2 separate regions of the Homo sapiens genome follow, and region 1 is linked to region 2. Evidence: chromatin contacts called from ENCODE Hi-C data. All regions are on one chromosome and are shown on one strand. Each heading gives the region's core, a stretch centred on a gene start or an enhancer-like site at or near the end of the contact. The rest is flanking DNA. Distances are from core to core; before and after follow the strand shown.

Region 1 (3,246 bases), core at 183-2,682, 360 kb after region 2:
TCAAAGGCTGTCTTTGGAGATGGCTGGGGAGACTTGGTGGCATGTAGAGCCCCAGCAGAGACCTCCTCCATGACTAAGCATTCAGCTTGCACCCGCTGTGTGCCGCAGGCTGTTCACAGGCCCCAGCAGTGAGCTGCCCCGGTGATGAAATCCCCTCGCATTGGTGGCATCCTCCCTGGTGGAAGGGTGCTGGGGGTGTGGGGAGGAGGAGGGGTAGGGTTGGGGACTCTGAGTGGCAGATCTCGACTAATGATGGTCATGTCTGAGAGGGGAGAAGGAAGTTCTTTTTTCAAAAGTTCTTTTTTCAAAAGTTGATTTCTGATTATAAAACTAGTATAGTCACTGGAGAGTACTGGAAATAATAGAGATATATGAAAATAGCATAAATTAAAGTCATTCACAATGCCATCATCTAGAGATAACCACCGTTCTGCTTCTGGTGAATTTCTAGGGCTGTATGTGTGGGAAGAGGTTCTTTTGTTGCAAAGGACATCTTTAGTTTTAAGGGACAGAGGGACACACAGGACGGTGGGTTCCAGCACCTCTGGCTGCCTGGGCCTCCTTCCTCTGACTGTTGGCACCAGCTGTCAGCCCCTGGAGGAATGGGCAGCCTGTCGGCACCGGCTTGAGCTCAGAGCTGGGATAGGAGTGTTATGCTGGAAAGGGGACCCGGCTCCCAGGGAGCCCCTAGTGTAGTGGAGAAATACGGAGCCAGAAGGGGCTGGGACCAACAGCTCACATGACAGCCCCTGCCTGAAGCAGAGTCCTGGCAGGGGGCCACTGGGCTTCCACCCAGACTTCTCATGGTGGGGACCTCATGGTTAAGCCACCACATCGGCCAGCTCTGGGTCCCTGCGTGAGTGAGGGTGAGGGGTCGTTTTTTACTTTGTAGCTTCTAGCACCTGGTCCCTGTTCTGCCCCACTAGAGTCTCATGGGGCAGACCCCATGAACCATGGAGCGCCCCCCGCACTTAAAACTCTGCATACCTCCATGTTCAGAGTTGCCGTGTCCCTCAAGTTCTCTAAGACCAGACGCCTCTAGTTCCTACCCAGTTCCTGTGGGGAATATGATTTCCACACTCCCTGGTGCTGGTGTGGCCAGGGAGAGGTGTAGCCTCTGGCCAGGCTTCGTGGAGCAGGTGAGACTGGAATGGCGTTTAGAGGGTATGGTGATGGCAGCGAGATGGGGAAGCCCATTCCAGGCCAGGGAATGGCACGCAGGAATGTTCATCCGTGGCAGGTGTGTGCACAGGCCTGTGTGAGCGGGTGCTCTCTCCGGGGCCAGGGAGAAATCCCAGCCCCTGGGCTCCCCCCAGCCCCATGCCCTTATATAGCCGTCCCTGCACTCCCAGAGCTCCGGGGGTGGGGACGGAGCCCCCTCCTACTGTACACATGCGGGGAGCCTGCCGCTAGCTGGGCCTGGGCCGACTCTTGCAAGATCCTCTTGTCATCACAGCCGGAGTCAGCTGTTGGTTTGGGAAGCCTTCCCTGGTCCAATGTTTCACGGTGCGCAGCCAGAAATATAACCCTCCTGTTAGCCAAGAGCATGGGATCTTGGCAGGCATCCGTGTGGCCTATTTTAAACTGAAGGGAACAGAAAGAGGTGCCTCTCAGGCTAAGCTGAGGACCCTTCCTTTGCAGGGCTGAGTGAGCGGGCTGCTGGGGGCGTGTCACTTTCTCCCTTGAGGGCCGGTGGACATCTGTTAGGGGGAGGGGGTGCAGAAGGTGGGAAATGGGGCTATTTCAGGGCAGTCTGGAAGAAGGTTTTCACGATTGCACAGCAGGCCCTAAACTCACATTTGGAGGCCTGGTTGTCATGCCCTCCCACTGAACTGCTGCGTGGCGTGTCCGAGTGAGCCACTGCACCGCCCTGTTTACTCTCTCCCACCTGGAAAGCAGGGGCTCATGTGGATCTGACCCACCTCTCAGAAGTGCTCCTGTGTCCTCGGGGGTGGTGATCAACACGTTCTGGGATGGCTACAGAGCCTGTCGTACTGCTTCATGTATTACAGTCTCTCTCTCCCACCAGCCCAAGCCTGCCCTAAGCAGGCCCGCGTTCCTAAGAAAACCAAATAAAAAGACGATAGGAAAAATGCAGTAAAGATCATTAAATTGCTTAGGAGGCTGCCTGCCGGCTCAGTGAACAAAGTAATAACAATCACTCATGAAGGATGCAGTGGAGCCTGGTGCTTAAGATTTTGGATTCTGGCTTTGACCTGCCTAGCTCTCACCCTGGTAAGTTCCTTGACCTCTCTGGGCCTCGTTTCTCATCTGTGAATGGGGGTGACAGTGGCACCCACCTCCTCATAGGTTGTGGTGAGGATGCAGTGAGATAGTTGGTGGAAAGGAAGGGTGTCTGCCGCAGGAAGTGTTCGCTGAGCTCGGCCAGTGCCATGGGGTTTGCAGAACATCCTTGTAGACAGTCCCTGCGATGATGAAGCTCAGAGAGCACAGGCCAGCGATCAGCCCAGGTCCACTCGGGTAGAAATGGCAATCTTCATTAAAGGTCCACAGGGTGACAGGTGGGAATTGGGATCTGGCGACTGCCCTTGGACCCCTTTTATTGAGGGTGGGAGGCTGGTGGTGGTGGTGACAGGGTGTTTGTTCTGGAGGGAATGTGGGCAGTGTGTCCCTGGGAATGTTCTGTCTGCTGTGCGTGGGCCTGGTGGTGTGCCCTCCTGGCCAGGCATCAGCAGCACCTGTGGATGTTTGGAAGCCCCAGAACCCCAGGTGCGTGGCTGCAGCCCTGCAGACTCTCGTGCAACAGGAGGTCCAGGGTGGAGCCTGTGAAAATGCTCAGGTGATTCTGATGCCCAGCAGGGGAGTGGAGGGATAAGGATGATAGCGTCAAATGGGGCTGGGAACAAGTCCTGGCCCTCCTGCTGAGTCTTGGTTATCAACACCACCTCCTGTGACTGGTGTGAAGTGAAATGTAATGATGCATCCGGAGCACCCAGCCCCGAGCCTGGAGCACAGGCTGGTTCTGTAAATGGTGCTGACAGTAGTCACTCCTGCAGCACAGGCTGGGCAGGGGCCCATGCCTCTGTGAGGCCCTGCTTTGTTTTATTGGGGTCAGGTGCTTACTACCTTCAGGACTCCAGCTTCTTTTCTGACCTTTTCAATGCTCAGACGCTCTCTTCCTTGCCCTCATCCCTGGCCCCTGCCCCACCCCCTCAATGCTGAGGGAGTCTCTTCATTCTAGAGGTGAGAAGCGAGGGAGAACTGCCCACAAGTCAACAGAAAATG
Region 2 (2,978 bases), core at 473-2,972:
GTTGACTGCCACCTCTGCAACCTTGACTCATCTGCTGAAAAGGCAAGAAGAAGAAAGGGCAGCAAGCCCTGTTTTAGGGACTACATAAGATGAGGGGAGATAAGGGGGACATAGATGAGTTCTTTAGGATTGCGTGTGTTTTGAGTTTTTGTTTCTAACTGAAGAAATCTGTCAATATTAAATAGGGTGGGAAAATGGTTTCTTAGAATAACTGTTCAACTGTGTGTAAATAAGGAAAGTTTTCAATGAGTATTACTTATTGTAATTAATGCAGAAGGACTTCCCCAGTCAACCGAATGTCTCGGCCTTTTACTCAGACAAGTAGCATCTCATTAAACCCATTCATTTAGCATTCATTCAGCTGGACCTACTGTGTCAGGTCCAGCCCCAACTAGATCAAGCAGGGATTACTGTATATTTTACAGATGGGAGTTTGATGCAGAGAATGAACCATGCACAGGTCACACAGTGAGTGCACGCTGACCCAGGCAGTGTAACGGTCCACTCTCAGCGTGTGCCTCCTAAAGTACTAACTTGTAGGTTCAAAACCAATGTGGAAACAACTTTGACCTTAGAACGCCATAAAGCCATTTGTGCAGTGACTTGTCAGGACTCAGGATGTTTTGTAGGGACTATAATGTGCATGTCGGTAGGGAGAAAGGGACTGACATTTGGGGACGGGATTTATTGGAGACAAGAGTACACATTTAGACAGGGGCTCTCACGGTGGGCTATGGATGTTTGAGGAAGGCCCACAGGAGGTAGAAAGGTAGATGGAAAGAGTCTCCAGGACGGGCCCACGCCTGTAATCCCAGCACTTTCGGAGGCTGAGGCGGGTGGATCATTTGAGGTCGGGAGTTAAGAGGCCAGTCTGGCCAACATGGTGAAACCCTATCTCTACTAAAAATACGAAAAATAGCCAGGCAGTAGTGGCCCCTGCCTGTAATCCCAGCTACTCCACAGGCTGAGGCAGGAGAATCGCTTGAGCCTGGGAGGCGGAGGTTGCGGTGAGCTGAGACCGGGCCACTGCACTGCAGTCTGGGCGAGAGAGAAACCCTGTCTCAAAAAATTAAAGTCTCTGGATTCCCTCGTGTGCTTTAGGGGAGTCTGTAGAGCAGGTCTAGGAATGACCTAAAAGCTTGGGCTGGAGTAGGGGAAGCTTAAGTTCTGTGCAGTTGAAGTTCAAGGCCAGCCTATGGAAGATGCGTTTCACTGGGAGTGACTGATGGAGTGGAGAGGGTACCAGAGGGGGTCCACGAAGGCCGCTGGTATCAGGGCAGGGGCCAGAATGGGAAGCGGCAGAGGTCTGTACATCCTCACAGGGCAGACCTCGGGAAGCGCTCTGGGTGGGCTCGGTAAAAATGGCGGGGGTGCGAGGAGCCGTTGCGTGCGTGGCGGTTGGTGCGGTATAGGAGACTCCTCTGACCGGACTCGCCTGCTGGCCGCGCGGCGGGCGAGGCCCAGGCAAAAACAAAGTCTTCCCGCTCAGTACCGGCCCCGCGAGGCGCTCCAGAGGACCAAGCCTTAGCTCGCGTCACCCCACCCCCGCGCAGGCGCGTTTAACTCCCGCTCGCCTCCCGCCCCTTAGCAACCCTCCCGCATCGTTGGGCCCCGGCAATAGCCAATGAGACAGGAGCCACGAGAACACGGACCAATCGGCGGCGGCGACAGTGTGGAACGCGGTTGCCAGGAGGCGGGACGCGGCGGCGTGCCAGCCTAGCCACTCTAGCGACGGCGGGGAAGAGTGTGTACGTGGTGGGGGCTTCCTCGGTGGCGGGCATGGAGGCTTCGCGCTGCCGGCTCAGTCCCAGCGGCGACAGGTCAGACAGGGCCGTGGCAGGTCTCCTCCTGAGCGAGGCGGAGGGGCGAAGCGAGAAGGCGGAGGTCCTCTCCGGGAGCCCTGCGGGGAGAGGGCGGGACTCGGGACTTGGCGACTCAGGGAGGGACTGGTTTCGGCGGCGGGAGGCGACCCCCTCGCCCTACTCCCGTGTGGGGACCCCTTTCTCAAGTGGAGCGGCGGCACTACATCCCGCGCCGTGGGCAGAGACCTTTGGTTCAGGTCCCTGCTTAGGAACTTCTGGAGTTTTCGTGACGGGCTCCCTCGGCCCCTCTGGGCCTCGGGTTTCCCTCGGGGGAGAGGCGCTGGCCCCGCTCAGCTCCCACTGCCCGGCGGTGTCACAGCCGAGAGGGGACCCAGCCCCTCCCGGGAGGCGGTGCGGGTGATGTTTAGTAGCTTGTTCTGACGCCGCTGCTTCGGACGGGTAAAGCTGAATTCTGGAGCAGAGTCCGAGGAGCGGAAACGCGAAACTTCTTTTTCCTCTCTGCTTTCCAGTGTTTGTCCCTGATTCGGGATGGTCTGACTGATTTGCCAGTGGGCCACACCCCTTGTTTGTGCGCCTCTTTCTCTGCCAGAGGGAGAGCCTCGGAAAAAAAAGGATCCAAAATCTCAGCGTGTCACTTTCTTGTTCGCTAGGTTAATGAGAAGTTAATGGGAAGCCGTTTGAAATCATTGGTTAGAAACTTTGGCGTCATCTGAGGATTTAAGCCCTACACGCCAACTGTATACCCCGCTTTTTATTCCATTACCAAGACAAAGATTTGGGGCCAGGCGCCTTGGAACACGTCTATTATCCCCAGCACTTTGGGAGGCCAAGGCAGGAGGATCGCTTGGTCTCAGGAGTTCGAGACCAGCCTGGACAAGATAGCGAGACCCCCATCTCTAGAAAAAAATAAAATAAAATAAAATCAATCAGTCAATCAATTAAAATTTGGCCGGACACGGTGGTGCGCGCCTGTAGTTCCAGCGACTCGAGAGACTGAGGAGGGAGGATTCCTTGAGCCCAGGAGTTCCAAACTCCTGTGTTGGGCCACTGAGCTCGCTAGCCTGGGCAACGCAGTGACATCCTGTCACCTTAAAAAAAAAATGATTTGACGTGTAAGTATTTAGTTTGATATTTCCACTAGTAGATATTTAAACA

The links. Hi-C counts contacts between places; a loop is a spot of excess contacts on that map. Pooled maps may share reads with other maps.
Region 1: a map of gastrocnemius medialis shows a loop between it and region 2 (2.3-fold over the local background). The contact joins the enhancer-like site here to the promoter of TULP3 in region 2. A Hi-C loop is called at or near these places in 3 of 168 maps with a recorded cell type or tissue (ascending aorta, gastrocnemius medialis and mammary epithelial cell) and 4 of 50 pooled maps.

The regions. Positions count from the first base shown.
Region 1 is chr12:3,251,164-3,254,409 of GRCh38, forward strand. All of the region lies in intron 3 of TSPAN9 (tetraspanin 9), which reads left to right. Among named protein-coding and RNA genes, the nearest start is that of LINC02827, 48 kb to the right of the region's middle. Within about 2 kb of position 1,433, at least 14 of the 41 ENCODE cell types and tissues checked have a DNase peak (open chromatin) inside an H3K27ac peak, as active enhancers do; they include ascending aorta and gastrocnemius medialis, where a contact is called at or near this core.
Region 2 is chr12:2,889,169-2,892,146 of GRCh38, forward strand. It overlaps TULP3 (TUB like protein 3), which reads left to right and starts at 1,723. Exons shown (of 11, transcript NM_003324.5): 1 at 1,723-1,820. The coding sequence starts at 1,780. RHNO1 (RAD9-HUS1-RAD1 interacting nuclear orphan 1) reads left to right here. Exons shown (of 3, transcript NM_001252499.3): 3 at 1-356. RefSeq lists an enhancer at 1,119-1,298 and a silencer at 1,569-1,618.